Regions from separate parts of the Mus musculus genome. Here region 1 is linked to region 2. The links are chromatin loops, found by intact Hi-C in ENCODE. Cell type or tissue: gastrocnemius. All regions are shown on one strand. Each heading gives the region's core, and the rest is flanking DNA. Links, peaks and the distances in the headings are about the cores only. Region 1 has its middle 29 kb from the start of Lama1. Region 2 holds the start of Ptprm (protein tyrosine phosphatase, receptor type, M).

Region 1 (15,811 bases), core at 4,911-12,910, 310 kb after region 2:
TCTCTCTGTCTCTTGTTTGTATCTCTTTGTCTCTCTGTCTCTCTGTCTCTGTTTCTCTCTCACTCTCTGAAAGGATAGACAGGGGATAAAAACTCAGGGCCTAGGGCCTAGTACTTACTAGCCAACTGGTCTACCACCGATACACACTCAACTCTACTTGCTTATTTCTGCCTATCTATAATTTTCAGTATTGTTTCAGCAACAATTAAAGTTCACCTTACTTTTTTTTAATTAGGTATTTTCCTCATTTACATTTCCAATGCTATCCCAAAAGTCCCCCATACCCTCCCACCCACTCCCCTACCCACCCACTCCTCTACCCACCCATCCACTCCCACTTTTTGGCCCTGGTGTTCCCCTGTACTGGGGCATATAAAGTTTGCAAGTCCAATGGGCCTCTCTTTCCAGTGATGGCCAACTAGGCCATCTTTTGATACATATGCAGCTAGAGTCAAGAGCTCTGGGGTGCTGATTAGTTCATAATGTTGTTCCACCTATAGGGTTGCAGATCTCTTTAGCTCCTTGGGTATTTTATCTAGCTCCTCCATTGGTGGCCCTGTGATCCATCCAATAGCTGACTGTGAGCATCCACTTCTGTGTTTGCTAGGCCCCGGCCTAGTCTCACAAGAGACAGCTATATCAGGGTCCTTTCAGCAAAATCTTGCTAGTGTATGCAATGGTGTCAGCGTTTGGAAGCTGATTATGGGATGGATCCCTGGATATGGCAGTCTCTACATGGTCCATCCTTTTGTCTCAGCTCCAAACTTTGTCTCTGTAACTCCTCCCATGGGTGTTTTGTTCCCAATTCTAAGAAGGGGCAAAGTGTCCACACTTTGGTTGTCCTTCTTCTTGAGTTTCATGTGTTTTGCAAAAAAAGTTCACCTTATTTAAACAAATAAATACAAGCAAATTGAATACTTTCCCCTAAGAAAAAGAAGTAGGTGCTGGTGGCTGTCCCTGCCCACAGGAAGTGCCTGGGCATCCACAGATGTCTTCTCACCTCTTCCCCTCAAGACCTCCGATTACTCTAACTGGAGCACCCCAGAGCCATTCCACAGCATGTTGTACATGTCAACGGTGCCTACGTATTTCAAAGCTGCTTCCTGATGCCTGTTACAGAGCCGCCTTCCTCTAGGTCCAGGCTTACAAATGATGGGAACCCTTGCGGGGCCTTTACAATAGACAGCTTGCCACATTTGAGTTTCATTTTTGGCCTCATAGGTGAATCTCTCATGTTAAAAATGTATCCATTATACATGCAAAAACATGCTTATGTATATGACACATATATTCATACATGTAAACACATGCTTATGCATACTGCATATACATACATACATACATACATACATACATACATACATACACACTATTGTTTGTAGTAAAAGAAATACGGTCAACAAAGGTCACACACACACACACACACACCGCACACACACACACACACACACACACTAACTACCTTGCCATTCCCCATCAGTGATGGAAACATGTCTCACATTATCTAAAATGGCTTCTAAGAAGTCTTCCATCCTGAAGCAACATGTCAAAGAAGCATACACCTGATACCCACTTTTCTACATCAGCTCCTAGACTATTTCTGCAGCCCATGGGTAAACTGGGCTCCCAACATCAGATCATTTAAAACAATGAATCGTTCCAAACTGCAGCTTCAGTGTGTCTTTCCCTCAGCACTCTCTACAAGGGGAATCATTGAGGGGCAGATGTCAGTTCCCTCTGAACCGAGTGCTCTCTGCTCTACACACCCACTGCTTGCACATAGGGCACATTTTCTCTTCAGCACAAACAGAGTCTTGAACAGGGACTGTCAAGCCAGGGTAGCACCTTCAAATGATGTTTATTACAGCTTTAAGGGGAAAGGCTTCACCTTAGGAAGCGGTGCAGCTCTGAGGGGAAAGGTATCCTGGCGGTCCAGAGCCAAGGAACATTGGAGGCGCACCACATGACAAACCTCACACAGATTTTTTTGGGGGGAGAGACACAGAGAGTGGTTGCCTCTGCTTGGGCAAGAAACAGCAGGAAACCACGCAGGTGGCTGGTTTTATATAGGGGCTTTGAGGGGTGGAGTTTTCCAAAGGGGGAACTGGTAGGGTTTTGAGCTCAAGGATTGATGAGTTTGAAGGCTCAGGGATAGGTGGGTTTGAGTGAGCTTTCCAACCTGGAAGTGGGCTCAGACCTTTGACCCTGCATTTGGTTCAGGGTACCTTGTGTGACACTGATCACATGGATTCCCGTTTTGATTTTTTTTTTAGACTTCCTTCATAAAAGTCACTGGTGGTTTGGATGAAAAATGTTCCCTACATATCTCAGTGGAGGACATTGTTCTGGGGAGTTTGTGGTATAATACTTAATACTACCTAAGGTTTTAATTACTATGCTTTATATATATATATCAAATAGTATATGGCGCAGGAAGTAAGGTCAGGAAACTAATACTTCCTGATTAGGAACTTCTAATCCTCCCTAATTAGGAAGCCCAAATGATCATACAACACATGGCCCTAGCAACTGCAGGACCCCATAAGGGACAGCATTCCTAGGAGATAGCACCCATTAAAGATCAGCCTGAGATGCCCCCCCCTTAGCATCCCATAGCTACTGCTTCTCCTAAATTACATTAGACCAACATTATCTCAACCCTGTGCCCCAAAATCGTATGGCTTCCCTTGTGCCATCAGACACAAAGAAGAATCTGAAAAAGGCAAGTTAAAGATGGAAAGGTGAGATATCCTTGTTTTCTTGCAGTTAAGTTATGTTAATTTTGTTAATTTAATACACTATAAATCTACGACCCTGTGCATATGTTTGCTGGATCATTTCTAGGTCTGAGGAGAAGCTGCGTTGGTGGAGAGCCTGAAGGCATTCTATTCCAAGGAAGTCCCCCTTGGTTGGAATGGACAGATTCTAAAGGGAAGCTGGGCCAGGACATGTTTCTTTCCCCATTGCTCCTCTGTTCTCGTCTTATTGAACCCAGATGCAATCTCTGCTTAGGTGGATTAAGGACTGTCTTTGGAAGATAAAGTGGATAGTAAAAAGCCACATATTAATGAATTAGAGCCTGCTTATAAAAACCTCATCATCAAAATTTAGATCTGAGGCAGATTAAAAAAAAAGAGCAATTTATCCTCAAACATCCCCTTGGAAACGATCTGTGCAGAATGTGAGCATTAATCTCCGAGACCTGTGACTTTATATTCTGCATGTGCGAGCTGCCTACTTCCTCAAACTTTCTGGCCTCCGATATCCCAGAAGTTTACTGCTAGAAGGTTGTTGATTTTTTTTTCTTCCATCTTTATTATGTTGGGTTTGTTGATTTGTTTTGTTTTTTTAAAACTACTCTGGGCAGCAGAGAGAGAGAGAGAGAGAGAGAGAGAGAGAGAGAGAGAGAGAGAGAGAGAGAGAGAGAGCGCAGAGATCCTAATGCGCCCAGAACATGAGCTCTGGCAAAGTAAAGTCACTGCAGGTTAATTAAGAAATTTAAAAAATTCTTTCATAGACAACTCTTTGCCCTGAGAGGAAAGGTTATAATTAAGATAGATTCTATGTCATTCGGAGCATTTAAAATGCCAGCTCTTCAAAAAATAGAGATAATAAAGTCAGCAGGGAGAAAACGCACTGCTCAACGGGTTTACATGAACTGACCTTGCTAGCAGCAAGACTCAAGGAACTTTCTCTCTCTTCAGGGCTGCTTGCATGCTTGAACCATCTAATCTTCATCCCCAAAGCTGAGGAGATGCCCACCAGCTTTCTCTATGCCCAGAACAGTGTCCTCTGCAGACCTGAAAAAAATCTCTCTATAACAAGAAAGTGTTCCCCAGCTCAGGCCTGGTAGGATGTGGTGATACATCAGCCATAGATGGCTGGCCTTGCCAGGGCAGGGCAAAGTGTGGGGTGGGACCTACAGCAGAAGCAAGCCTCTTGTATGGAGTTAAGGCACCTGGTATTAACGTCTTTCTCTGTGTGTTGAGGTCCCGTGGCAAGGATATTGAGAGATTCTTCTATGTGGTCTCCAGAGACACATAGAGCTGGAGACATGAACAAAGCTCCACCCCTAGGGATGTGTGGTGGGAAATGCACCCTCTGGGTGATTTCACAGCACTGATCTTTCCATCCCTTTCTAGGCCACAGACTCCTCTCTCTGGTCCCTTCTCTCTGCAGGATGCTCTTCTGCAAAGGTGCTTCAAAGTCTGCCCCAGTCTGGCCCATGTGTCCCCTCTTCTGTCAATGCAATGCCCACGCACTGTAGCCCTGGGATACCTCTCCCTCCCACTCTCTCTTGCTTTTTGACTTTCTTAAGGGAGACCTAGACATACTCAAACGAGGTAGACACCTGTACTTCCCAGAAAGCCCTTCCTCTTTCTTTTTCTCTTCTTGTGGCCAGAGCCTAGAGACTCTTTGGACAGCTCTTTGGCAATGAATCTGTGCAGGGGGTGGGGGGTGGGGTAGAACCCTGAGCTTTGCACACACTGAGCAAGTTCCTGTTAACCCCTTGATTACTAAACTACATCACCAAACATTGCCTTCTGGAAACAAGGTCTCACTGTGTAGCTCACAAGTAGCCTTTACACGAACTATTCTCCTGCCTCAGCCTCTGGAGTGCTGAGATCACAAGTACATAACCCCATGCCTGGCGTGGTAGATATTCCTGATTGTCAACTTGACTATACCTGGAATGAACTGCAATCCAGAAGTGGACGGTACACCCATGATCCAGATCTCGAGGCTGGAAGACACAAGTTTCTGACCTTGTGTTCTGATCTTGACATGGAGATCTTGAGGTATAGTCGCCATGAAAAGCTTAGGCCCAGGCAAAGAAGTATGGACTTTTAATCCAAGGAGACTAAAGCAAGGAGATCTCTGAGTTCAAGGTCAGCCTAGGACAAAGCAAGTTCCAGATCTAGGCACACCTTTAATCTGGGTCACACCTTCTGCTGGAGACCGACATAAGGTCATTGGAAAAAGGAAAACTCACTCCTCTTCACTTGATTGTACTTACCTGCCAGCACATCTGTTGGAATCTACTTCTACAGAAGACCAGCTGAAACAACTAGCCTTGTGGGACTGAGCAACTACTAGATTCTTGGACTTCCCATCCACGGTTGCCCATTGTTGGGTTAGTTGGACTACAGATTGTAAGTCATTACAATAAATTTCCTTAATATATAGAGAGACATTCTATAAGTTCTGTGACTCTAGGGAACCCTGACCAATACACCAGGCCTGACCTGGGTTTCAGACTTCTCTTTCTGTCACGTGCATCTTGCTCACACTAAACGTTGTTGAGTGTGAGCATGGTGAAGCGGTACAGAATTACCTCTGGGCTGGACTCCAGCGAACCCCTCTCCAGCAGCTGACAACCACTGTCTAGTATGTGGGAGAGAGACGTGGTCACTCACTGCTCACGGTGTTGAGGACTCATTTGAAACTCTCAGACAACAATGTTCATGACGTGAAAACATCCCTGCTTACTGTGGATCCAGGAAATACTATTCACTGTGGGAATTAATAGGGTGTGACGTCTTTCTACTCCAATGTCACTGGCTACAACAAAAAGAAGACAGTAAAATTGCCCTGCCTTTAGTCTCTTTGAAAAACTCTTCACCGGCATCTGATCCCCGTGAACGTTCAGATCTTATACCTCGAACAACAAACCTTTACTCACTTGTGCAAATATATTCAGAGATGGCAGGCAGTTTGCACATGCTTGCCCATCTTCTGCATATCTGGGTTCAAGCCCAAAGCACGACTGATGTTACTTAATTTTATGCTCACTGAATTAGTGAATGGCTATACGGCTATACAAATATTGTTGTGCTAACCCTCAAAGATGCTGTCTATATGCATGTGTTAGTTTTCTGTTGCTGTATCCAAAATACCTGAGGCTGGACTTTTTTTTTTTTAAGTGTATTTAACTCATATACTCACCAGAGGCTCAATGTTCCAAATCAAACAGTTCTGGCTTTGTAAGCGCTGGCAAAAGTCCCTGTGATTATGTCACCATATTGTAGAGAAGCGGAAAAGGACTGTATAAGAAACAGGTCAACACATGGTGGTCTTCTTGATGACAATATTCTTCCTTGAGAATTAGTACATTCTAAAAACTCAACATTAATTCCTTCCAAGGGTGATGCCCCAGTGACCTCATTAGTTCCCAGGAGGCTCCAGGTCTCAATGATTCTACCACACCTCATCATCATCACACTGGGAACCAAGTTTCCAGGGTGAAAAACTCCCATGGATTAAAAATAAACCGTATTCATGCTATCACACTTTGAAATATACACGTCAACTGACACAGTAACTATATTGACTGTGATCTATTTTACATAGATCACATAGCACCTCAACTTGGGGTGGCATGGAGGCCTCCTGGACATCACTGGAAATCAGTCTAATATCTTTGAGTCTCACATCTATGTCCAGAATAAACAAGTGTATTGTGGAATCTAAAAAGGGTCTGTCATGGGCGGGATGCTATTGGATCCTTGACCCCAAGTCCAAGATATAAAAATATTAAGGGCTGTGATGTGTGCCATGCACCCCACAGGAGCCTTTCTGGCACCTTCTGCTGGATGCTGTGAGTCTTGTCTCTTAGCTGTGACACTCCCAGTCTGTCTCTGCTATGTCCTGGTCCCCCTTTCTTCTTATCTGTGGAGACACCAGTCATTGAGTAACAGCCTGCCCTACTCCTGTGTGACTCCAACATACTTTCATTACAGACGCCAACAGCTGATTTGCAAATGAGCACAGGGTCTGAGGTACTGGATTGAGGCCTTATGTGAGTGGCCAAAGGAAGGGGCAGTGCCCAGCCCAGGGAGGTCTGGAGGAACTTTGCTGGCTCCTTCCAAGACCCTCACAGAGTGTCTCTGCTGCCTTTCCTGGCTCAGCTGGCTAATTCTCAGCACTCGTTTCAGCCTGGTGGGGTTGCTCTCCATGGCGTTGGTGAGCTCTGCTTTCTCTTCCTCAGCCAGCTCACCCACTCTGCTTCGGGAACCTTTTCTAATCTCAAGTTCAAGGTTGTCTCCAGTCCTGTGCATTCCTTCAGCCTCCCTCCCCCACTGAGCTCTCTAAGAATGGCAGCCTGCAAGGCTATTAACTAGTATGGATCCTGACAGTTAGGTTCTGGACTCTTTGGTGACAGTGACCAAGTCATCAGGCCACCTGCCCATGTCCTTAACCAGTTCTCCTAAACCCGGCAAGAAGGGATGCTGCAGCCGGTAGCTGAGCTCCAAGGAGACCAAGCATTCCCCCTGCAGGGTAGAGGAAGGCAGACAACCTCATGTGACAGAGGGTAGATGCTTCCAGAGACTAAGCCGGTCAAGCAGGCACCATCAGGGAAGCTGAGGGAGAAGGTGTGGGGATCGAAGGCTCTGATTGGGGAAGGGCGTCAGGAAGGTTGTGTGGAAGAAGGGAGGGTGTGAGAAGAAAGGAGATAGGAAAGGAAGCCTGCTATGGAGAGGCAGGGGAGCTTCTTTAGTTCCACTTTTCCTGTAGAATCCTCAGAAGGACCCAAGGAAGGAATGGGGCTTGGGGGATGAGCATCATCTAAATGGTAATGTGCAAGCCACACAGAAGCTATACTGTAAGAATTCTCTCTCTGTGTGTGTGTGTGTGTGTGTGTGTGTGCATCTGTCTGTCTGTCTCTGTGTGTATGTGTCTGTGTGTGTGTGTGTCTCTGTGTCTGTACCCCAGTGTCTGTCTCTCTCTTTCTCTTTCTCTCTCTCTCTCTCTCTCTCTCTGTGTGTGTGTGTCTGTCTGTCTGTCTCTGTGTGTATGTGTCTGCGTGTGTGTCTGTCTCTGTGTCTGTCCCTCTGTGTCTGTCCCCCTGTGTCTGTCTCTCTGCTGTTTCTCTCTCCCTCCCTCCCTCCCTCTCTGTGAGAGAGAGAGAGAGAAAGACAGAGAGACAGAGACAGGGAGCTAGAGCAAAAGAGACAGGCACTGAAACAGAGATTTCTGCTAAAGACCAAGGAGATGATGGAATGAGTCTCTGATGCCAACACAGGAAAGCATACTGTCACAGTAAAACACAACCAAATTAGGACACTAGTTCTGATAGAGTGGGTTCTCCAGCTGTGTGGATCAGCAGCGCCATCTAGTGGGGCATCGAGCTAAGAATCACAATCTTGAGCTCAGGGAAGTCCGATACCCTTCACACCAAAAACTAAGATGACTTCTCTAGAGTTCAGTGTAATTTATTTTAGGTTAGTCTAAAACCCTAACTAGAAAACTCTCCATTTTACCTCTAACATTACTGGGAGGGGTTCTGGGGCTCTGGCTGGCCCAGGCACACTCCATCAGGGCACCTGGCAGGGGGTATCCACAATTATTTGTGCATACTCATGGTCCTGTAAGAATCTGCCTCTTACTTTGAGTTCTAGAAGATTATTTGGGAGAGAACCTTGAGCCTGCTTAGAAATGTTTAGATTTACGGTTTTTGTTTTCATTTTAAAGAAATGGTGATCACTATGTCTATGGTCACTGTTATTTATCTTTGACTGTGGGTGCTTTCTGGACAGTCTTCCCCAGCTCTTGGACTACCAGCTTTGGAATGTAGCTGCTGCATACCTATTGGCATTTCTGAGTCTGCACCAGCTCTCCCAAAAGACTACCTTATTTCCCAACTAGCGGGGTCATCTCCACCCACGTGACCTGTAGCCTAAAGTTACAAACATCTAATCTCAAACTCCTCTCCTTTTCCTTTCTTTAGTTTAGCGCAAACATCCACCCAATCTCTGCACCGGCGTTCTTGGAATTGCTTGTCTCTGTCTGGTGTCTTCTCTCAGGGCCACAGCCGCAGCCTTATAGAAGCACAGGACAGGGATTTCGGAGAGTCCAAGGGGACACATTGATCACTCAGGATTCCAGCCAACATTACCTCAGAGTAGATGTCAATAAGTGGATAAATGACTGTCAAGTCAAAAACATGTCCGTTTAAGCAGCTGTTATATTTAATGTTCATTCATATTTGATTGCATTAAAATTGTGTGATTGTTATATATTATTATTATTCCTTCTTGAGACAACAAGCTTTCTCTATGGACAGCCCAGGCTGCCCTCAGGCTTGAGAACCTCTTGTCTCTGACTCCCCAGAGCTGGGATCATGAGTGAATGCCACCACACCCAGTCTACCTATTTTGTCAGAGCACTTGAGAGTGCAGGGTGGTCATGGCTCACCAGAACCTGAGAACCATAAATTAAGTTATTGAATAGTTGTCAAATAATTCAAAAACAAAATAAAAGAACTTGTTCTCTGAGTTTTGTAGCCCAAATTTTATGATACACTTCATGTGGGAAGTCACATAGAAAAACTTAACAAGATTGCCAGTTTTAGCAGATTGGCTGGAGCTATTCAAGGTTCTGTGTTGGGGACTCAAAGGCTCAATGCTGAACTCAGGCACTGGTGTCATCTGCACTGAGATCAGGAGAGTGGACATATTCAATAATGTGGTAACACTGCCTCATACCGCCATTTTGAAACCCAGTTGTTCAACAATTTTTATTTATTCTTACTAAAGAATAAATAAAAATTGAGCATGAGCCAGGCAGTGGTGGCGCACACCTTTAATTCCAGCACTTGGGAGGTAGAGGCAGGGGGATTTCTGAGTTCAAGGCCAGCCTGGACTACAGAGTGAGTTCCAGGATAGCTAGGGCTACACAGAGAAACCCTGTCTCAAAAAAACAAAAAACAAAAACAAAACAAACAAACAAACCAAAAACAACAACAACAAAATTGAACATGATAGTTGTACCATTAATCCCAGCATGCTGGAAGCTGAGGCAGGAGGATCATAAATTCAAGGCCTGGATAGGCTACAATAGTGAGCTCAAGGCCAGCCTGACCTAGTGGATGAGACAGAAACAAAGCTAAAACCAAACCAAACATCCCCAAAGAATGACATCTTATAAAGGAATTATGAGATAAATTGTGTTATATTTTCAAGATAAGTACTCTTATCTTATGCCACTACCTCAGCGAGGTGCTTCGTCTTCCTTTTGTCCGTGTATGTAAGTAGCGGGATGGGTTTCTGCACATGCGTCCTGATTCTGCCTTCTGTGGCATCACGCTGGTGATAGCCACAGGGAGCTATTTCAACCACAACAATTGGCAGACATTACAAATCAAGACTTTCCCCTAGAAAGCTGATGGCTAAAAATGTACAACACACATACATCATGCTTGTCCAAAGGAAGAAAGAAGTGGCACTAACCAGTGGCCAGTGCTTACAGGTTTCTCTCATGTGGCTGCTGTTGTCCTCATTACTCTCTAGCCATTATTTAGATGTAAATGTCTTGATGTTCATGCCTCTAACTCTCACATCAACCCTGAGCCAAGCACTATTGTGATTCCCACTTTATAGGGGAAGAATCCAAGACACAGGTGTGCTGGGAAACCTAATCAAGGGGCTGGAGAGACTGCTCTGTGATATGGAGCACTGGATGCTCACCCAGAGGACCTGGGTTCAATTCCCAGCACAGGCATGGCAACTCACAACTGTCTGTTCCAGGGGAATGGACACCATCACACAAACATACATGCAGTATATAGGAATTTTTTTAAAAAGGAAAGAAACTTAATTAAAAGCTCATTGAGTGATTAGAATATATGTGTGTGTACATATATATGTATATTTATCCTAGTATATATAATTACATACTACATATCATATTAGAATATTGTGATGGTTTATATATGTGCAGCCCAGGGAATGGCATGATTAGAAAGTGTGGCCCTGTTGGAGTAGGTGTGTCACTGTGGGTGTGCGCTATAAGACCCTCATCCTAGCTGCCTGGAAGCCAGTCTTCTGCTAGCAGCCTTCAGATGAAGATGTAGAACTCTCAGCTCCTCCTGTACCATGTCTACCTAGATGCTCCCATGTTTCCACCTTGGTGATGATAGACTGAACCTCTGAACCTGTAAGCCAGCCCCAATTCAATGTTCTTCTTTAAAAGACTTGCCTTGGTCATGGTGTCTGTTCACAGCAGTAAAACCCTAACTAAGACAGATATATATGGAATATATATTATCCCATATATTATATATTATTATATATGTGTGTATATGATATAGATAGATAGACACATACATACATCATATACACACACATACATAAGCACCTTCTAGGCATTTACAGAGAGGAGGGCATACACATTGGACAGTCATTGAGGATGAAACACAGAGATGTGGAAAGGTGGCAAGGTGACATACCAATTGTTGCTCTGCTGGGTATAGTGTAAGTGCAGCCCCAGTCTCCACCCATCCTAATCCCAGCATTAGCTCTCTGGACTGTGGCTGCATTTTCTTAGACACTTGTCACAGAGTGTGACTTCAGAGCATGTTCATGACAAAGCTGGAGCAAAGGATACTGGGCACTGCACGACAAAGGTTGCTTCCCTCATCTTGCTGAAATGCAGCCTGGCTGGAGGTCGGCTTGCTATCATCCCTTGGAGTCCTGGACTGGGGACGGCTCCTTCTCAACACCCATGTCCTTAACCACTATAAAGCCACATGGCGGCTCACACACAACCTCTGCCCATTTCCTCCTGACAGTGGCACAAACGGGTCTCAGGTCTGCCCTGAGAGGGTGACACGCTCATGTCTAATATGAAGGGAGGTGAGGGACTGCAACACCGTTCCAGTCCCTGAAGGAGAAATGGAATATTGACAAATGGTTCTTCAGAGCTTCCACAGAGAGTAGGAATCTATTCCTGAAGATGGAAGCTCACGTGGCTGATGCCTGACTCAAACCTGGGACGGAAGCAGCCTTTGGTAGTAGGATGGAGGGGCTGGGATGGACAAGAAGGTGTTACCACAGAGGCAGAGAAGAAACAGGATGCCAAGCATCGAGATGACAAGGCCCCCACAGCTCTGACTATGTGCCCATCAGTGCCCTGAGTGAGGCACATGTTTGTAGTCTCTGGATTCCCAATGGGTCAGGCCTAAGAAACAAAGCACAACAGGCGTTAAGTGTGTCTCATCTTGTCAAAAGACTGTGCTGTAGTCTGATGCTCCACCCACCATCCAAACAGAACGGATAGCCCAAGAGGTCACATTCTTTTTTCGACTGAATACTTTGTCTGGTGGAACCCTCCGTCAATTGGGTAATTGCTTCTAGGGAGTGCAGTAGGCCAGCACACTGTTTTAGGACAAGTGTCCCCTCCTCTCCAGACTGCATTCTATAATGAACTATCAGGGTCACAATAAAACAAGATGATCTATTGGTGGTATACAACCATAAGTCAATTTCTCTGATGGATTTGCGTGACCTTTGGCAGAAGCCCAATTGTGGAAGGAGGCTTTGTCTCCAGGAGGAAGGCAGAGTCAGCAAGTAGGCAGGATGGTAGACATAGAGGAAAGATGGTCACCCCATGATGGCTTGAATCTGGAACAATCCACAGAGTCCCTTGTGCTGAGAGCTTGTTGCCAAGAGTGGTGCTATTAGGAGGTAGAGAAACCTTTAAGAGGTGGGGTTGAGTGTGAGGTCTTCACTGGGAACACACCCTTAGAGGGCGTTATAGCAGCTGGTGTTTTTGTCTCCTCTGCGTCATATCCTCACCAGACAAACACTTCTCTACCCAAGACCCAAAGCAACAGGACCAGATGATCATGGACTAGCACCTTCAAGCCTGTGATTCCATGGATAACCCATTTTCTTCATAAACTGATCGTGTCTGGAATTTGTAATAGCAGTGGAAAGCTGCCTGGCATAGGGTGTACCATACAGTGACATGTAAGCCCGGTTACCCTCTGGGTATCTGCCGACTCTGATGACTACAGTGTTTACGTGGAAATCAAACATGGAAACTTCCAAGAGACAGAGACTCAGCTCTGCAGCAGCAGCAGCAGCAGCAGCTTCTATCACTTCCTCAGCCTGGCCTCCTAATATAAAGGGAGGTGAGGAAGCTACATCAACACTGCCATCAAGTCAGGGAGCTGCATCAATACTGCCATCATGGCTGTCTTAGTCAGGGTTTCTATTCCTGCACAAACATCATGACCAAGAAGCAAGTTGGGGAGGAAAGGGTTTATTTGGCTTACACTTCCACATTTCTGTTCATCACCAAAGGAAGTCAGGACAGGAACTCAAGCAGGTAAGAAAGCAGGAGCTGATGCAGAGGCCACGGAGGGATGTTCCTTACTGGCTTGCTTGCCCTGGCTTGCTCAGCCTGCTCTCTTATAAACCCAGGACTACCAGCCCAGGGATGGCACCACCCACAATGGGCCCTTCCCCCTTGATCACTAATTGAGAAAATGCCTTACAGTTGGATCTCATGGCAGCATTTCCTCAACTGAAGCTCCTTTCTCTGTGATAACTCCAGCTGTGTCAAGTTGACACAAAACCAGCCAGTACAATGGCTAACTCCTGTATAGCTTCATGTGAATTCTTCATGGGAACCAACCAATGTCATATAAAGTACAATACTCCTTGTACAGTTGAAGATCCCATGGCACAGAGTGGGAAATGACTAGAGAGAGTGAGAAGGTGAGTGTGTGGATGTGTATGAGAGTGTATGTGTGATTGTAAATATGTGAGTATGAGTGTATATATGTGTGTGTGTGTGTGTGAGACAGGGAGAGAATGTGTGTGGATCTAAATTCCTTTGATACCAGCTGAGATTGTGTATGATTTCTTTCCTGAACTCACTTGCCAAATTCCATACATGCTGAGAACTAGAGTAGACTGAGGTATTCACTGAGAGAAAGAGAATCCACGTTTATAGCCATATGAATTGACCCACTGAGTTTAGATCCAGAGGAGAGGCCTGTGAGTGGCAAATGTTATGTCATCAAGGCTGTTGTGGGAGGAGACAGACAGAAAGACAAACGTTGTGAGAGTTCTAGTGGGCACATTTCTCCAGGGATAGATAGGAGCCCTCTCTGGATCTCTGTCTAAAACCTGTAAGTATGCTGTAGCTATAGAAAAACGACAGAAGGTTGACGTGATGTACATCCTATACAATGTCTGAACAATGGCCTTTAATACTTTAAAGATTATCAAAGTAAGAGAACACTCAGACACTGTCTTGGTCAGTTGAGCCCAAGCCAATACAGTTGAATGCAATGTAGTGTCCTGAATGTGAACATGAACAGATATTAATCAGAAAGCCTACTGACCTATTAGCAGCGACCTGTTCATATTAACTGGCAGATCGGCAACAGTTGCTTCTTCCTAGCTTTGAATGTTAGTATTACTAGAAACAGGTGATACAAATAAGGGAACCCTCATCTTTTCAGGGTTTCTGTAAACATAAAACACTGTTCCAAAACGGAAATTATTCAAAGGAAATGATGGCAACATTTATGAGATTTGCGATGTGTACTGAGAGGAGCTTCACAGCATGGCTGCTGCACAGGGCAGTGTGCTGTTAGATTATCTTACTGTCAAGGAAGTGGAAAAGGAAAAGAAAGGCTAACCAATGATCAATAATTCTTAGAACATACGAGTTGAGGGGCTCAACTAACATTTGAGAATCAATCTAGCAACTCACATGTTAATCTCAAATAATAAAGTAAAATAACTTACACACATTCAAGAGTATTTCACAATAGACGTTTGAGGCAAATATAAAGAAATGCAAAGATGAAGGGCTCTTCAAAATGTCTGCTTAAAGTGGCAATTGGCCAAGATTTTCAAAATGAGGCAAGCATGTCTCTTGCTAGTTTCTACCTGACATAAGACAAGAAAAATAAACTAGAAAAAAATTAAGGTTAGAGAAGAAGTAGTCCCTTTTTGTTTGCAATGATTGACGTATATGCTAATAAAACTCTAGTAACCAATAACTGGGAAACAAGTCAACAAGCACTCCTACTTACAAATAATAATAATAATGATAATGATAATACATCAGAGTGAGTCTAATCATAGGTTAGACTTTTTTGCTAAAAGCTATAATCTAACCTTAAGATATATACTATAATCATGAGCAAAGATTCAATGTTGGTAGCATATCCATTCTCTCAACTTAATTATAAATATAAGAAAGCAGGCTGAGCAAACCACAGTGAGTGAGCCAGTAAGCAGCACTCCTCCATGGTCTCTGCATCAGCTCCTGCCTCAAGGTTCCTGCCATGTTTAACATTCCTGTCCTGACTTCCTTCAGTGATGAGTGATGTAAGCCAAATAAACCCTTTTCTTCCCAACTTGCTTTTGGTCATGGTATTTTTATCACAGCAATAGTAACTTGAACTAAGATGTAATCCTAACATAATTTTGTAGAAGCTGGGAATTAAAAAAAAAAGATGTAGCATAATGGGGAATGGAAAAAGAAAGAGAACATTACACATCTCTATAGGTTTCATGATTACAGAGAATGTTACGAAGTGTCACCACAAAAAACATGACCAAAATGACCAACAGAACAATGTGGGTTGAGTAGATTCAAACATAGTCAGTTGGTTTACATTATAAGAGCATTTTAATGCAGTAGGTTAAGAGTATTTTCCTCAAATACCATGAGACTGGACCATCCCTACAAACACTGTGCCTGCATGCGCATCTGCCAAGAGTGTGTTCGTGAGTGCTGGACTTTCACATAGTTTACAAATATGTAACAGGACCCAGAGCTACACAACAGTCAAAGCGAATCACTAAAGCCTCAGGAATAAAATCTAGGATCTTCATAAGAACCTAGAAGTAAGCTAAGAGTTTTTTGTTTTTGTTTTTTGTTTTTTTAAGGTAAGACCTTTAAAATATTAGCCAGACAACTGATTATCATTTATGGCAGTTAAGAGGAAAAGAATGGTACTGGGGGGGGGGATGCTTTCTGAAAAGTAAGTAGACAGCAGAAGGGA
Region 2 (15,811 bases), core at 4,889-12,888:
GTGCATGTGTGCCTACAGGTGCAAGTGCACGGGCAAGTGTTACTCCTGTGTCTGTGTCTGTGTCTGTGTCTGTGTCTGTGTCTGTGTCTGTGTCTGTCTCTGTCTCTGTCTCTGTCTCTGTGTCTGTCTCTGTCTCTGTGTCTGTCTCTGTCTCTGTCTCTGCCCCCCCCCCCGTGTGTAGGTCCCCTCTCTGTGTGTGTGTGTGTGTGTGTGTGTGTGTGTGTGTATGTGTGTGTGTAGGTCAGAGGACAACCTTAGGTGTTCTTGTGTATGCCTCCTTTGAGACAGGATCTCTTGTGGGCCTGGAGATCACCTACTGGGCCAGAAGAGACAACCACTGAGCCTGGGATTCCTCTTGTTTCTGTCTCCCCAGTCCTGGGCATTGCTAAGCCTGGCCTTCCCTGTGGGTTCAGGAGATCAAATCTGGGTCCTTGTGTTTGCAAGGCAAGCACTTTTCTGACAGAATCACCCTGGCCAGTCCATTACTATGGCTCTTTTTTATAGACCACCATGTAAGTCATATCTGTCTGCAAAGAGTACCGTGATAAGCCTACTGCATGATAAAGTTCCTTTTTAAGTGATTGGTGTTACACCAAAATCCTACTTTAAAGCAACAACTGAGTCATAAATTCTTACCATACACAATAACATTGCAGGCTTATTTTTGTATATTTAATTTCCACAAAAAGGTGGCACTCTTTAGTTTTCATTTAGTGACCAGAATCTTTCTATACTCATCAACGGATAAGAGCACCAAACCCTAACCCACACCTGGTTCTTTTATTAAGGTTATATTCTAAAGGCTTAAAAACACCTAACTTGACAGGACCAGGAAAGATGGGGGTGGGCAGAACTGCAAGCGGAAGTGATTTAGCTTTCTCTTCTTAGGGAGACTACAACAGATATTTACTGAGCAACTACTCCGTGTTTAAAAGAGGTGAGTTAAAACTTAGCCTTTTGACTTGGCAGCGTTTCTTTTAAAGGATACTTTGAACCACTTTTGTAACTATGGATCTAGTGTGTAGCCGGGTACATCTCAGGAGTGTAATTATTACAAGAGAGATGAGGAGGGCTCCTCTGCACTGAGAGGGGTGCATTTCCTCCCAGTCCCCGTGAAAGCCCACCCATGATGCCCCTGAGATTCCACAGACAGAAGCCCAGAAGCGAATGAGGCCTCAGATGGCCACAGGAAGTCAGACTGCGACGCCTTTCTGATGGTTTGCAACAAGTTTGCCGTTTGCATATTGAACAAGTGATTAGAAATGTTCATCTATCAGAAAACAAGTAGATGCTCTATCAGCCTTTCCACCTTGCAGCTCAATAAGAGGTGAATATTTGGCTTTTATTTAGGCTCTGGCACACTGACATAATCATTGTGATGCAGCGGACTGTTCATCCAAGGAAAGTTCCAGAGCCTTCACCTCCAGCAGGTCTCCGGCTCCTCCACCCTCGTTCATTTGCTCCTGATGCCCTGAAGTCATCATTCACTCTGGCTTCGAGGCCGCGTCCCCTGCTCTGGTCCCCACGTCTACAGGAAGCTGCAGCAGCATCCTGTCCCTCCCCTTGCTTGTGCTTCCTGTAAAGAGTCAGAAATGACTCATGGGTAATTACCACTTGGAGTGGTAAGCAAGGCAATGGCTGGGTCAGATTGCCAAGCAAGTTTTAGTGACTTCTAGAGTTCCATACCTAAACCCACGATGCCATATGTAAGCTCCTGCCCGTGGGCTGTCCGGGTAACTGTATGCTACACACATACCCAGGGTGCACAGCACAGAATCTGCTGTGCTCCAAAGGGTTAGCAGGAACTTTGATTTGATTTGCAAATAACTACTGCTGCTCAATTTCCTCTCTCTACAGAGACTAAGTCAGCATATCACACGAGCACAGAGGCAAGGGGAAATTGAAACGATTGTCCCAGACCAGCCAAAAGTTGTCTATAGGTCACATGGAGTCACACAAAAGTACAGCGACACTGAAGAGTCAGCAGCTGACACAGAAGAGCTTAATTCTGTAATAAGGAGTTAGCTGATAACCTATGAAGCTGGTGGAGATCTGCTAACCATCGTCTCCTTCCATGGCTGTAAATTAGTGAACCCGGGATGCTTTCTGGCTCAGGCAGGTGGTTTGGGGACACAGCTAGAACTAGTGATTAGTGGTGGGGGAGGGCAAGAGAAGAGGCAATGGGAAACCGCCTGGATCCTGACAAGTCCTCTGTTTCTGAGAAAACACCCATTGAATGTGTTCAAGTCTATCTATGGTAGCTGCACAAATCCCTTTCCTTTACCTGGAGTCTTAAAAGCCAGAGATGCAGCGATCATCCAATCGGCCAATCAGAAAGCTAGGCTCTAATTTCAGATACACATGGTTACACTTCAAACAGAAGACAGAAACCTTTTACTTTCTATTTGGAAGATAGGTATATTTCCAAAAATCCAAGGTTCACGGTTCTGTCCCAAAGTTCTGACTGTCACACAATGGGTCACCCCAGAGAAGTCTCTGCCTCTTTAATTATTGGTGGATTTGAAAATCCTGACAACTACTCTTCTTTATTGAACCCTACCAAGGGGCTGTGGAAACATCAAGTGCACAATGAATACTCCAGTGTAAGGATCCCAGTGTAATAAGCACAAAGTGGTGGCTCCTTCTTAGAAGTGATAGTATCTTGTACACGCTTCCAACCTGGAGAGGTTTCTGATGGCTGGACACGACAGTTTAATTCAACGATTTAATTCAAACTTTACATTAAGTAAAAATGTAGCAATCATTTGAGCCATCTCTACAGCCCTTTCTTCTGTCTTTAAACCCTGCTGGCCAGGTCTAGTATCTTTCCCAAGTCAGGCCATGGTGGTCCCACACCTGTGGTCCCACTTAACAGTTACCATGGTTACTCCATATCTAGATGCTGATGAGGCAAACATGGCATCTAAGGAAGTCGTCAATGCTCTCTATCTTTCTACGCCAGTTCCCTCTCAGCTCCAGTGAGGGGAGTCTGATCATTTCAAGTCTTTTTCCATGCTGTTTCTTAGATCCTCAGGCCCATTAGAATTCCCTGGAGTATTTGTTCTAACAGAATGCTAGGCCCTGACCCCGGAGGTTCTGGCTGAAGAGATGAGAACCTGCAAATTTCCCATCCTCCTGTATACTGCTGCTTCTGCTGCTGACCCATGGACCACACTTTAGGGTGCCCTTTTCTGAAACAACGTGTCTCAAACTGTGGCCACAAGACTTTGCACCTAGATGCTCCAGGCCCCCGGCTCTATGCTGAAGGTGAAGGCCATCGGATCACCCACCAGGCTGGAAATGATGGGTTAAGGTGGTCCTTCCCAACTCAGAGCCAAGGAAATCCAGGAGGATACAGGGTTCCCCTTGCAGAAGTGATGTTTACCATTTGCATGAACACCATGCCGAGTCTCCACTGTTTCAGGAACCCACTTGTCTTCAATAACAGTAGCAGAGCTAAATGCTGTCCACAGGGCCCATCCATCTTAGTAAATATTTTTTGCTCCTCATGTTTTCTGCTTTTATTCATCTCTCTCTCTCTCTCTCTCTCTCTCTCTCTCTCTCCCTCCCTCCCTCCCTCCCTCCCTCCCTCCTTCCTTCCCTCCCTCCCTCCCTTCCCCCTTCTTTCTCCCCCCCCCCCAGTGCCTTGTGGAGCAGGAAGTTTCTTGGCTACACCCTTCCTTCTCCCCACCCAATGCCTACTTATTCCACCCTACCCCGCTCTGAGTTACAGGGTGAATTCTGGATTTCTGATGACTAAACCTAAAACCTCTACAGTATTTTAAAAACCAGAGAAGCCTTGTCTCCTTACAATAGCAGGCTTATAGCATTTTGTCTCTTTTAAAAATGTTTGATTAGTGAGTTGGAAAAACGGCCATAATTAAACCTTCTCTGGCTTATGAGATAAGCCCATTAGCAGGGCTGTGTTGTATTCATAGAGATAGGAAGACAGAAAGACATGAAAGGGAGAAAATTGGTGGAAGAGTGGGTTTTCAAAAAAAAAAATCTTAGAATGAAAGAAAAAGACATGGTAAATGTTACCTAAGAATATTTTACATTTAGAAAAAAAAAATGTTCTTAAAATGTATTTGACCCATGGGGCCAGAAAGATCGCTCAGAGGTTCTGAACACTTGCTGAACAGAGAGGAACTGAATTTGGTTCCCAGCACCTACACGGCTTGGTTTAGAACCCACTGTAACTTCCGCTCCCAGGACTTGTGGCGCCCTCTATTGGTCTCCTCGGGTATCAGCATATACACCGCTGACTTACCATTATCAAAACGCATTTAACTCACTTAAAATTCCTGCCCATCCTTCTGAAATGAAAAGTATAGTTCAAATATTTAAATAATATAGCATCTTAGGAAATGTCACGAAATTTAAAGTATAATCTCAAAGAAAGCAAATATTGATTTAAACCACAGCTGTTCCACTAGAATGGGTAGGGCACCTTAATAATTAAAAAAAAAAAAAAAAACCACGACGGTGTGTGGGAAAACTTAGATATATCCATAGATTCACGTAGACCAATGTCTCAGGGCTCACGTAATCTGAAGACATAATTAAAGACAGCGGTTCCTTAAGGAAAATCAGAAATATTCCAGTTATGTATCCAAGTATTCATATTTCACCGTATGTCAGGAGCTTCCTATCTGAAAACCCATAAAATAACCCCACACAACATAGACTAAAACCTGTAATTTTCTACATCAGAACAATTTATTATGCTCAAGCAGTTCTTCATAAGAACATAAACTCCAAGGATATATAACGCTATAGTAATTTCCTGCCACATTCCTTTCCAGCTCACCGATTGATACTTGAAGTGTCTCTTCCTATCAATTATCCAGTGATTGTAGCACAAAAATGTAAAAAAAGTCACGAGGGTAGTTATCCAAAACAGACAAAACATTGGCCCACTAAACAGACCCGCTGCCTCTCCTTAAACTCTGATGAAGTCATTTTATACTTATAGAGAACTGCAGGCGCTGCACAGAGAGCACGAGTGTCCCCCTCACTTCCCTCGTGGTTGTGCCTTACATAACAGGGAAAAATTACCCAGGTTAACAAATGAGCAGCTGGCAGCACAGGGCCCTCACGCTCAACACACACTTCAGCAGATTCCCACAGGTTCCCCCTAACATCCCTGAAAGATTAAAAACCGGTGGAGGGCCAGCCGGTTCACAAAGTTGGGCTGGTTTAGTGATATCCCCAATACTTGACTAGAAACAAAGAGCTAACTCTGTCCTGTGTCTGCGAGCCAGAGCTTTCCAAACTTCACACATCAGCCCATGTAGAGAACTAAGCAGTTCACTGCCCAACTTTACTACAAGTTGGCTTTTTTAAATGGGTCAAAGAGGAATGGCTGGCCAACTCCTTGGCTCCTCATCATGGAAAAGAGTTGCTTAAGCAGTGTTATTTGCCTGTCCTTTTGCCTTTATTATATGCCTTTTACAGAAGTTGTTTTTGTTCCTTTTTAATAACCTAAACCTAAAGACAGACAGTTAACTTTGCTATTTTGCCTAGCAATTTGATAGAGTAAAAAATGGAAAATATGTTTAAGTTAAACACTCATGGATTATAAAATCCATGTGGGTCCAAATCTTAATTCTTTTTCCTTATACTGAGTCCATTTTGAAAAATCTAGAGGGGGTGGCGGGGAAGAGCCTACCTCACTTCTATAAATGATTGGTAATGAGTCTCAACTCCACGCCCATTCTAAGAGGCAGGAAAGCCATGGAGGAGGACAGCAAAAATGAGTGCATAAACTCATGGTTTCATCCATGAGGTGGGCACCAAAAGGAAAATGTCAGCTCAAACTGTAGGAGGGAAGGGGGCTGGGTATGGAACCCTGCGCTTTGAGCACCCAAGTCAAGGCCTTTGCCACTGAGCTATAAGCAAAGACTGTCTGTCAGGGATTCCTCCTTCTTTCCCTCCCTCCCTCCTTCCCTCCCTCCCTGTCAGGCCAGTCAGTTACACAGTTTCAAAGCTTGCCAAAGGCAGTGAGTGACTCACGCTAGTAACTTATAAAATAAACAGTAAGTGCCGGGCGTTAGGTCCAAGATTCTAAATTAAGTGTTATATGGGAAGATGGGGCAGGGGAGGGCTCAGCCCTGGAAGGGCTTACAGTAGGATGTTTCACTGTATTCCTGAACCAGTGTACAACAGCCAGATACTGCAGAATTGTATGAAAGGGAGATGCTGGTGCCACAGCATCAGAATTAATCTTCTCAACGTGCACATAATGAACCGTACAACCCTCAACCTCCCAGAGCAGAAAGTGCCCAGCCTCTGTTTTCCAAAAGCCAGCCTGAGGGAGGGGGCCATGGGAGGTCCAGCAACAAGTCTGAGTTTTGCAAACAGGAACCTTGGCAACTTCAAAGTTTTACATTTTCAACATCTCCCAACAATCGTTTTTACACAGCCTTTCATTTCCCTTCTCCCCGCTAACATACAAGGATAATTCTAGATTTCCAAATAGAAAAGGAAAGGTGTTTCCATCCATACCAAAACACAAATAGAAATGACTTTCCCCCACCCCACCCCCCCACCCCCCGCAGCAAGAGGAAAATAAGGGTAAATGTTAGCTAAAGTTTGTTTTGCTAGTTAAAAGGATCCTTTAAGGATCTTTAAGAAGAATACCACTGAACCATACAAATACTTTTGCCCACCTCCTTAGACACGATTTAAGACTCTGCCACAATGACACTTGACACAGCTTAAATTTAAACAAACCCCATCTAAGAGACTTAGGCATGCTAACAGAGAGAAAACATCACCTAGGCCTTCAAACTTGGCTTTTAATACCGAGTTACGGGGCTTCCAAAGTGACACACGTTTACTTTATTATTTACTAATAAGAATACAGCCAAAATCTGTATCCACTTTTTATCAGACAGCTGTGAGTGCCTGCATCAACACCTCATCTGCAGTGAGATGGCCACACTGTTAGGGAGAAAGTAAGTAAGCTAGAGGAAGCGCGTTTCTCTACCGAAGTTGTCAGTTTGGGTTTCGTTCAACACATTGCACAGCTGAGTAGCAGCTCCTCTCCCTCTCTACCACCAACTATGCGCAAGGGTCTTGCTGCTCAGCACCAAGCCTGATGTAACCTATGTGCCTATTCCGTGCCTATGAATACAAAGGACTAGCATCCCAGGATGCCCAGAAAGGCAAACCTGATGCTTCCACTGGCCAGAGGTCTATGTGGCTTTAATGTCTGTAAATGGTACTCCTTACTTTCATGAAAGTTCCTTTCACCAATATTCTTTTTTAAAACAAATTTATTCAGCCTTCCCGAAAACACATAAAACCCCATTTTGCAATTCTTGTTCAAGGTTAAATGCGGCCCTTTTTATTAAAAGAGAAAGGTAACACTCCACTGCCACCATTGTGTGTGGACATTCGTGAAACTAATAAACACGAGGCAGTGTGCGCGTGTTGTCAGCGTTTGCCAAGCATCCACGTGCGTCCTCCTGGGACAGAAGATACCAGAAGCCCTGCTACTCTGTGCCACCCACCTTCGGTTTTGCTCCTGACCCCTGACTCTGGTCCAGATCCCTCTGTCTACACCAAGAGCTCCTCAAGGCTCGCGAAGCCTGGGTGAGCACAGCCTCCGGTTGGCTTGATGCACACAGCCAGTACGTGCCCCCTCCTTTCAGCTAGGACCCCCGCGCAGCTGAGCTGGGTTAGCAAGTTGTCCGGACCCGGGCTGCACACCTTTAGGGAGGCCGAGGATGGAATCTGGGCGCTCAGCCACAGTGGCGAGGGCTTGGGGAGCAGCAGATTCCTCTAGGATCTCAGAAACCTCCCGCGGTGCAGAAAGGGAACGCTGGCACAGCGAAGCCGCGCCACAGAGGGGACCCGCTGAGGTCGCCCACCGCGCCGGGCAGGGGGCGGCAGGGATGTCAAGTTTGGGGTGGTCGCCAGCTACACCTCTAGGTTTGACGCTCGCCGCAAGCTCAGCTGAGCACTGGCAGTCCACCGCGGCTGCCTCCAGGGTCGAGAGGCCCGCTCAGCGCCTACTCCCGGCGGCTACAGCTGGGAACTTTAGGCAAAGTTTTCTGCCCTTCCTGCCCAGGCCGCCCAAGAACACTGAGCCCCCATGCACAAGTCCAGGCCCTGAGGGTACAGGGGCCGAGATGGAGGTCCCTGTTTCTGCGCCCGTGCTTGTCCTGCGGGCTCCTGCGTGTACTGTACGGGCTCCGTGGCTCCACAGCTGTTTTCCTCCGGCCATCCGCCAGCCCGGCTCACCCGCTACGCGATGCCGGGTCTTCCCTGCCCCTGCCCGGCCCTGAAGCTCGCCTCGGACTTCTCCCACCCGGGTGTCGCCTACGTCCCAGGCGCCCCGGGAACGGTAGTGGTGTCTCGCTTACCTGAAAATGTTTCTCCGGCCGCAGTTAGCAAAAGTCCAGCTAAAGTCACCAGGCAAGTCCCAAGTGTCCTCATGGTGCTGAGTACGCGCCGGGCCGCCTCGGGGCGGCGGCGGCCGGTAGCCTCGGGAAGCCAAGGGAGACCCGAGCCTAAGCTGCAGGCTGCCAGGGTAGACGCGACAGCAGCGAAACACCAGACCCCAAAGTGACAACAGTTGCACAAGTCCGAAGTCCCGCGGCTCCCGGGCGTGGGGACGGCGTCCTGGATCCTCCTGCCCTCCCGCTGGCCCCCGCTTAGAGTCTGGCGCCACGGGGAGAGAGAGCGGAGGGCGCGCCCGCGGAGCCCAAATCCTCGCTGGGATCCGGTGATGAGCCCGCCTAAGCGCTACCCCTAATCGGGACCGAGCCGCCCGCGGCGCCGTGGCCGTGGCCGTGGCTGTGATCGCGCGCTTGTAGCCCGCCGCCTCTCCCACAGCCCCAGCCACCTCCGGCAGTGGCGCGCCGATGGCCGAGCCCGCGCAGGCTGCGCGCGGGGCTCCTGCTCCGCGACTGACTGGCGATGCCCCGCAGGCCGGCTGGAAGGAGCCCACGTCACGGCCGGGCCGGAGCCGCCGCGGCCCGCTAGAGGGCGCGAGCGCCCGTGTCCCCGGCCCCGGGCCAGCTCGGCCTGCGCGGCGCCTGCGGGCTCTGTGGGGCGGCCACCAGCAAGATGCGGGCGGGACCCGGCGGGCAGGAGCAACCTCCCGGGGCGCCACCCTCGACCCTAGCTCGCCTCCGCAGCGCCTCGGGTTTCCCACGCTGGCCTCGGGGACAGGGACCGCGCCCCAGCCAGAAGTTTGTCCCGGGTCACGGACGGCGAGTAGTTGGAGCGCGCCAGGCACGGGGCGGTAGTGTCCCGGGCGGTGGCGGTGGCGGCTGGCTTGCGAGCGCCGACCAGGAAGAAGCCAGAGCCGCCAGCGCCCAGGGCCGCTTGATCTGCTGCTTTCAAGGGACACACAAGCCTCTGTGCCCGAGCCCCGCGCCTGAGAAGCAGGATGCGCTTCTGCCGCTCCACTGCGTGGTGTCGCCGCCAGTGCGGCCCGGAGCTAGGAAGACAGCAGTTGCATGGAACCATGGATTGGGCAGAACCGAGGATTTCTGCAGCTGGTGCAAATGGAGAGTGTCTTGAAACATTTTAATTTGCCGTTTGGGGTCTGAGACGACTATTTTATTAAGTGAACACAAACGCTATTAATGATTAAATTAAAACTCAAATTCAAGATTTTATTTCATTTTATTTTATTTTATTTTATTTTATTTTATTTTTAAAAGCCGTTCTTCATCTTGCTCAGAGTACAGCCATTAGGGCACCTGTAGGTTATTTACCAAGCTAACTGCGGGCCATGCTGGTTAAACTAAGATCCCAATTTGTGTTGTGATACATGCAAGTAGGTTAGTGCTCAACAAGAGCTCTTACATTGCTTTCCCTGGGGGACCTTTACACTGTCTTTGGCTGCTTAGTGGTGCTTTAAAGACCAAAGAAATAAGTGACTCTCCCACTCCTCTGGTTTAAGGCTCTCTGGTGGCCCCAGAACCGGCCAAAGATGACGTTTGCGATCATCTCCCAGGACATATGTGACCCAGTACTTTTATGTCTTCCAGACCAAACACAAGACCAGCTTGTTTTCAGGCAGGAGTCCTCATGAGGCCTTCCATTCATAAATCTCAGTGTTAACCATTCACTTGCCACTATCCTATGCCGCCACTAGCCTTTATCTGAAAACGAGCCTGCTGGGCTTCTCCTGAACTTGGAAGGGAATTTTTGAAGTCTCATACTTAATTCAAAAGGATCAACAAGTGACAGAGGTTTAATCCGCCACTTGATTTTCTTGATGAAATTATACCTTATAAGATAATTGAGATTTGCTTTTTAAAAGCGAACGGTGACAGACACACCCCCCACCCCATTTTGATGCTTGTGGGTGCATCCGTAAAAAAGGTAAAAACCAACTGCGCTCTCATTGCTTTCCCGTAACATCTTTATGTTGGATGAAGAGATTGATATCATGTAAAACTCCATTCCTCACATGCGTCAATTCTTAATTATGTGTCAATTCTTTCTTTAATTAATAATTAATATTTTTTTTTACATTCCAATTGCTGCCCTCCCCCTCCCCAACAATACAATTACTGCAAACCACAGAGGAGGCATTGTGCTAACTGCTGAAGGCTGTTTTGGGCTGGTGGCTCCTTGAGAAACAGACCCTGGGCTAGGGTGACTTTGACTTGAGGTGATTCCCAAGAAGGAGAGAAAAGAGACTAGGGACAGAATGAGGACAGTGTCTGGTGTACTTGAGAACAGGATGTCAACTCAGCCCCCCTGGATTTAGGTATCTAACTGCTGTCACCACAGTCTACCCTAGTTCTCCACAGAAAGCATTTCTTCCCTCAGGACTTAAAACCTCCTGGGGGCTCTGTGAGTTTCAGCTGTCCCTCTGTTCTTACAGGTGACAGTTCTGAGCTAACTGCACTATTTCCAGTCCATGCTTTAAAGAATGACGGGGGTTTGGTTGTGGCACCCTCTGATTCCTGGGAGCCCTGTTTATTTACTGCCTCAAAGCCACCTTTGGTCTAAATAAAAAGAAAGCAGGGCCTTCCCATGGGGTTGTCCCTGCAGGAGCCTTCCCAGGGAACTTGTCTTTGACTTGTGTTTTCATCTGTAGAGAATTCTCTGTTCAGTCTAACCACTCTCCGGTCACTCCTGCCTCTCTGGGGACAAAGGTGACATTTGCAGAATGGTTGGCCAGAGTGAGGAGTGCTGTCAGGCCAGTTTCTAAGACGAGTGGGTTCTGGGAGAATAAAATCAAAAGCCCAGTCAGTGTCTGGGTTACCAGAGGTTGATCAGGCTGGCAAAGGTGTCTTCTTAATACAGCTTGAAAAAGAACCAACCAGCAATAGGAAGCTTCTTTTTCTTTTTCTTTTTCTTTTTCTTTTTCTTTTTCTTTTTCTTTTTCTTTTTCTTTTTCTTTTTCTTTTTCTTTTTCTTTTTCTTTTTCTTTTTCTTCTTCTTCTTCTTCTTCTTCTTCTTCTTCTTCTTCTTCTTCTTCTTCTTCTTCTTTTTCTTTCTTTTTCTTTCTTTTTCTTTTCCTTTTCTTTTCCTCCTCTTCCTCTTCCTCTCCCCCTCCTCTCTCTCTCTCTCTCTCTCTATCTATCTATCTATATATATATATATATATATACACACACACACACACACACACACACTCATGCACACATTAATAGGGCTTGAACTCAGGGCTTTGAGTATGCTCTGCACATGCATATATAGCATTGTGACACTCGGGCCCTCCAAGGCCCAGGCAGGAAAGGAGACCACTTCTCTTGGTAGATTAGTGGGTAGGGCCGCTGCTGAGATGTGCAGGGACACTACTGTGGACCACAATGATTCCGATGCTAATTTTGCTTCACATCTGTAAAAGTCAAAATGTCAATGGAAACTAATCTGACCATAGCCTGGGTATTCCCCCCCCCCCCCATACTCTGAGTGTTAGGTACACTGACTGGAGGTTAACCACAGGCAGACGGTTTCTAAGACATGCCAATTACCCCAGAGGGATGGCTCTGTTTTTCCAGTCACTTCCATGTGATCCAAAGGAAAATAAATTCCCATTGTTTTTATGGGTTTTTCTTTTCTTCGTTCAGCCTTCCTGAAATAGTAAGTTCCCATTTTTACACACTTGTTTGGATCCTGAAAATATAGATGGAGATTGAAAATGCATACTGTATAGGTTACATAACAATATGTTCCCTTGAACGAAGTATGTCAAGGAAGGTGGGAGGAGGTAGCTCTGAATTTGAAACTTGTACCTTGTCGTTTGGTCTACAGTACTTTGTGTTCTTGGCCGGTCCCATGTGCACACCCACCCAGAAGCTATCTCGCATCCTTGAATAGAAAACACACACACACACACACACACACACACACACACACACACACACACAAGTTATTTTTAAAATGCCTTGGCTGCCTCAATGACTGGGCGCTCCTAATACTTCCCCTGCTACCCCATGCCCAGTCAGGAGGCTATGTCCCCCAAAACTTCCATGGCTTGTTGGCTTTATCTCACCCACTACCGTGTCCCCTTCTCCTCTCCAAGTCCCCCATTCTCTCTCAACTACCTGCTCAACTCTTAATGTTCCACCCTGGTGCTCAGCCATTGGCCACTGGCATCTCTCTTGATAGACCAAACGCCAATTGCAGGTAAGGATCTTCACATAGACCCCCAATCACAGCATCAGAACCACCCTCTAAAGAAACTCACTGTATCAGGTTTAAACAACAACAACAACAGCAACATGCCTGGCTTGCACAGTGGCATTCTACCAGAAAACCTGGTGTGGACTCTGAGACAGTGAGCAAACATGGTTCATTATTATAATGGTCACGGGGCCGGGGGGGGGGGGGGAGCTTTAGGCAACAGTGTATCTTAAACCCTAGCTCCTAGATCCCATCTCTTCTTCGCCTCTGGGACTGTGTGAGCCCAGGAGTGGCAGAGAAGGGAATTGACCATGTGACATGCAAGCTCTTGGACTCATACACACTTAGCATATGCAACGTCTTCCACTTGACTCAGCTGTGGGCTGTTTGATTCTTAGATGCATTGCTGGGGATCAAAGACTCCCCTATGCTTGGCAGATGCTGTACCTCCAGGCTTTACTCCCAAGTTCTATCTTCAGGTGTGAGGAGAGCAAGCGGATTGCCTCACCCAATGTGTACCGCATTCCACAGCCACAGGCTCCTTAGGAATGCGGTCTTGCTCCATTTTCTGCAGCCACAACCCCCACAGATCAGGCGGTTGCAAAGCAAGTCCATAGCAGCTCTTGTTTCTGAGGAACAAGGTCACGGGTCGTACCTAGTGATGACCTGCTTGCTGGCAAGAGGCAGAGAAGGAGAGGTATGCAGATGTCTTCTCCCACCATTCCTTCCTATAAGGGATGTAGGTCTGTGGGCAACACCCTAGCAACACCCTGGGGTCATCTCCACCACTGAAAACCAGGTCAGCAGCATTCAACCACAGGGATGACCCTGTGGTCCGTCTCTTAACCTAGTTATGTGGCAACGTCCCCTTCTACAAACAGGACAGTACGTTTCTACCCTCTTTCACTCTCCTAATAGAGATTAAACTCTTCAAAGTGAGCAACCTCAGGCAGAGGTTACGAATATGAACAACCCATATTCAGCCCACCGTGAATGAGTCTGAGTGGAACCAAAGAGGACGAAATGGAGTAAGAAAGGTGTCGTTGGCTTTTCAGGGGGCAAGAGGAAACCAGCTCACCTCAGCATTCTCCATGGAAGGCCTGCTGGCACCTGAACATGAGGACCTCTTCTCCGTGGGTGGTCACATCCTGCCAAGGTCAGAGCCTGCCATTGACAAAAGACAAGGCCCATCCAGGTGGAGTCCCAAAGCCACCGTTTCCAAGTGTTCAAATACCCAGGTAGAATCACCAGCCACGCCAAGGGTTTTTATCTCTATGCTTTGCCCATAAGGTACCCTCAGAGTACAAATAAACATCCCACCATGCTTGCCTGGCATGGGGGTGGTGGATTACAGACTCTTTGTTGACCTCCACATCATTAGACTTTGATAGTGCTGGGTAAGGCATTCTCTGTTTAAGCACAACTTTCTGGAAAATGAATACAAAAGTACTGATTTCAGAGCTGATAATTAAGTGAGATACAAAGAGCCTAGGCTAATTCCAGGTACTTTGCCTCTAGTGATCTGTATGGAGCTTAACATGCAGGCATTAAACCAAGATCCTCCCTGGTTTCACTTCCCCTCTTAAGGTATGGCTGCTCTTTTGCTCAATCCTCGCCAACGATGGGGTCAGACATGAGGCAGAGCCAGGGGAAGTATCATACCCGGAGGCCTCCAGAACTGTGAGATCAATAACCTCTTTTCATGATAAAGTATCCCATCACAGGTACGTTGTTATAGCAATACAAAATAACCTACGATAGGATCTTCTGTTTAATTTTGTTTTTTTTTCCAGATGGGACTGGAGGCTGCCATTTGCAAAGAGGAAAAAAAAATTTTTTTAATCTAACATATATGTTATTTTTTTTTCTGGTGTCAACTTTCATCTTCTTACAGTTTTAGGTAAAATGGTTGAGTACATTGATAGGTTCTAAGAATGCCCTGCATAATCATAAACATCTATAACAAGTGGACTCTAGAAAGTAATCTCCATATTTTAGAAAATGTGATTTTTTTTTTTTACATCTATGTTTGAACCTGTGTTCCTGGGGATGATAGTGACCATCTAGATAGTCACCAGCCCCATCTGGTATCCCATTTCCTTCCATGAATATCTGTATAGAAGGTGCTCAAAGGTTCCTGGTGACCCTGTTTAAGTGCAGACAGGACACCACACTGAAGAGTCCCCTGTGGAGCCAGGCCTTCTGCTGCTACATCCTGAACTACAGGAAACAACCACCCATGCCCTCCTGTGCCTTTGGTGCAGGTAGGACAAGAATCAAGGCTTCACTGTCATGACTGAACAGTAGCGGCGGCCACACAACACAGAAGCGGCGACCACCTGCCCACATTCAGCCAGCTGTGGGTTTCAAGAATTGCTCATCATGTCTGGGAAGAGTAGAAAGGATGCTGTGTGGAGACTTGATCTCCATCCCCAGATCTCACTTCCTTTGTTCCTGGCCCCAGAAGTCCCAGAAGAGAATGCTTTCTGCAAACTTTTCGGGGAGCTGGGAAGTTTTTGAGAGATCTGCTGTCTCTGCTCAGCTCCTGAAGTGTGAAATGACATTTCACTGTTTGAATCCCAGTCAGTTCAAAGGCTTATGCAGCAGCTCACCCAGGGGCAGCCACTCTCCACGTGGGGGTTCATTAAAGGAGAGAGTATCTGCCTTTGTGTTCCTCTCTTTGCCTGGAGGCTTTGAACCAGCTTGTTTTAGATTAGCGCCTGTGCCTTTGCATGACACAATTGTTTTTTTCTCAGAACACAGTTTGGAGGTTAGTCAGATTATCCAGGACTCAGGGCTGGAAACTGTGGTCCTCTACCGAGTTCCCCTGGAATCTTATTTCCTTTTTGTTTCACTTTCTTTAAAAAAAAAAAAACCTTTGAAGTCGATAGGTATGTTCCTTAGAGCTCAGCTTGACTAATACTATTAAGGAACGCCATGCTAACAATGTCATTCCTACTTCAGATTAAATTATCTCAATAATGTGTCCTGGGTCCTGTGATCTGTAATAAGGCTGGCTTTTTCGGGAGATGGGAAAAGTAGTTCAGGGGGAAACATCAAAGGAAAGATCATCTGTACTTTCTCTTCATCTTGGATGTTTTTAAGTGTCCCAATGTTGCAGTCTAACGACAGACAGTTCCATTAAGAGGAGACACCCAAGCCTATCCCTGTATAGATTTGTTCCTATGCATATGCATGTGTTCTG

The links. Peaks named below come from ENCODE experiments on the same cell type or tissue, not always from the same donor. Only the 100,000 strongest peaks of a DNase experiment are listed, where the experiment ranks them.
Region 1: a loop joins it to region 2, with 8 times the contacts of the local background. A loop is called at or near these places in 8 of 42 quality-filtered maps.

The regions. Positions count from the first base shown.
Region 1 is chr17:67,660,085-67,675,895 of GRCm38, forward strand. No RefSeq gene overlaps it. Among named protein-coding and RNA genes, the nearest start is that of Lama1, 29 kb to the right of the region's middle. In gastrocnemius, for the core only: a CTCF peak has its summit at 8,110 (motif pointing left); a DNase peak (open chromatin) is centred at 8,107.
Region 2 is chr17:67,345,585-67,361,395 of GRCm38, forward strand. Ptprm (protein tyrosine phosphatase, receptor type, M) reads right to left here and starts at 8,875. Exons shown (of 31, transcript NM_008984.2): 1 at 8,373-8,875. The coding sequence starts at 8,445. It overlaps Gm36152 (a long non-coding RNA gene), which reads left to right and starts at 13,238. Exons shown (of 3, transcript XR_385718.2): 1 at 13,238-13,303; 2 at 13,662-13,762; 3 at 14,194-14,322. In gastrocnemius, for the core only: CTCF peaks have their summits at 8,024 and 8,988 (motif pointing right); DNase peaks (open chromatin) are centred at 7,871, 8,288 and 9,098; H3K4me3 peaks cover 4,895 bases; H3K27ac peaks cover 5,277 bases.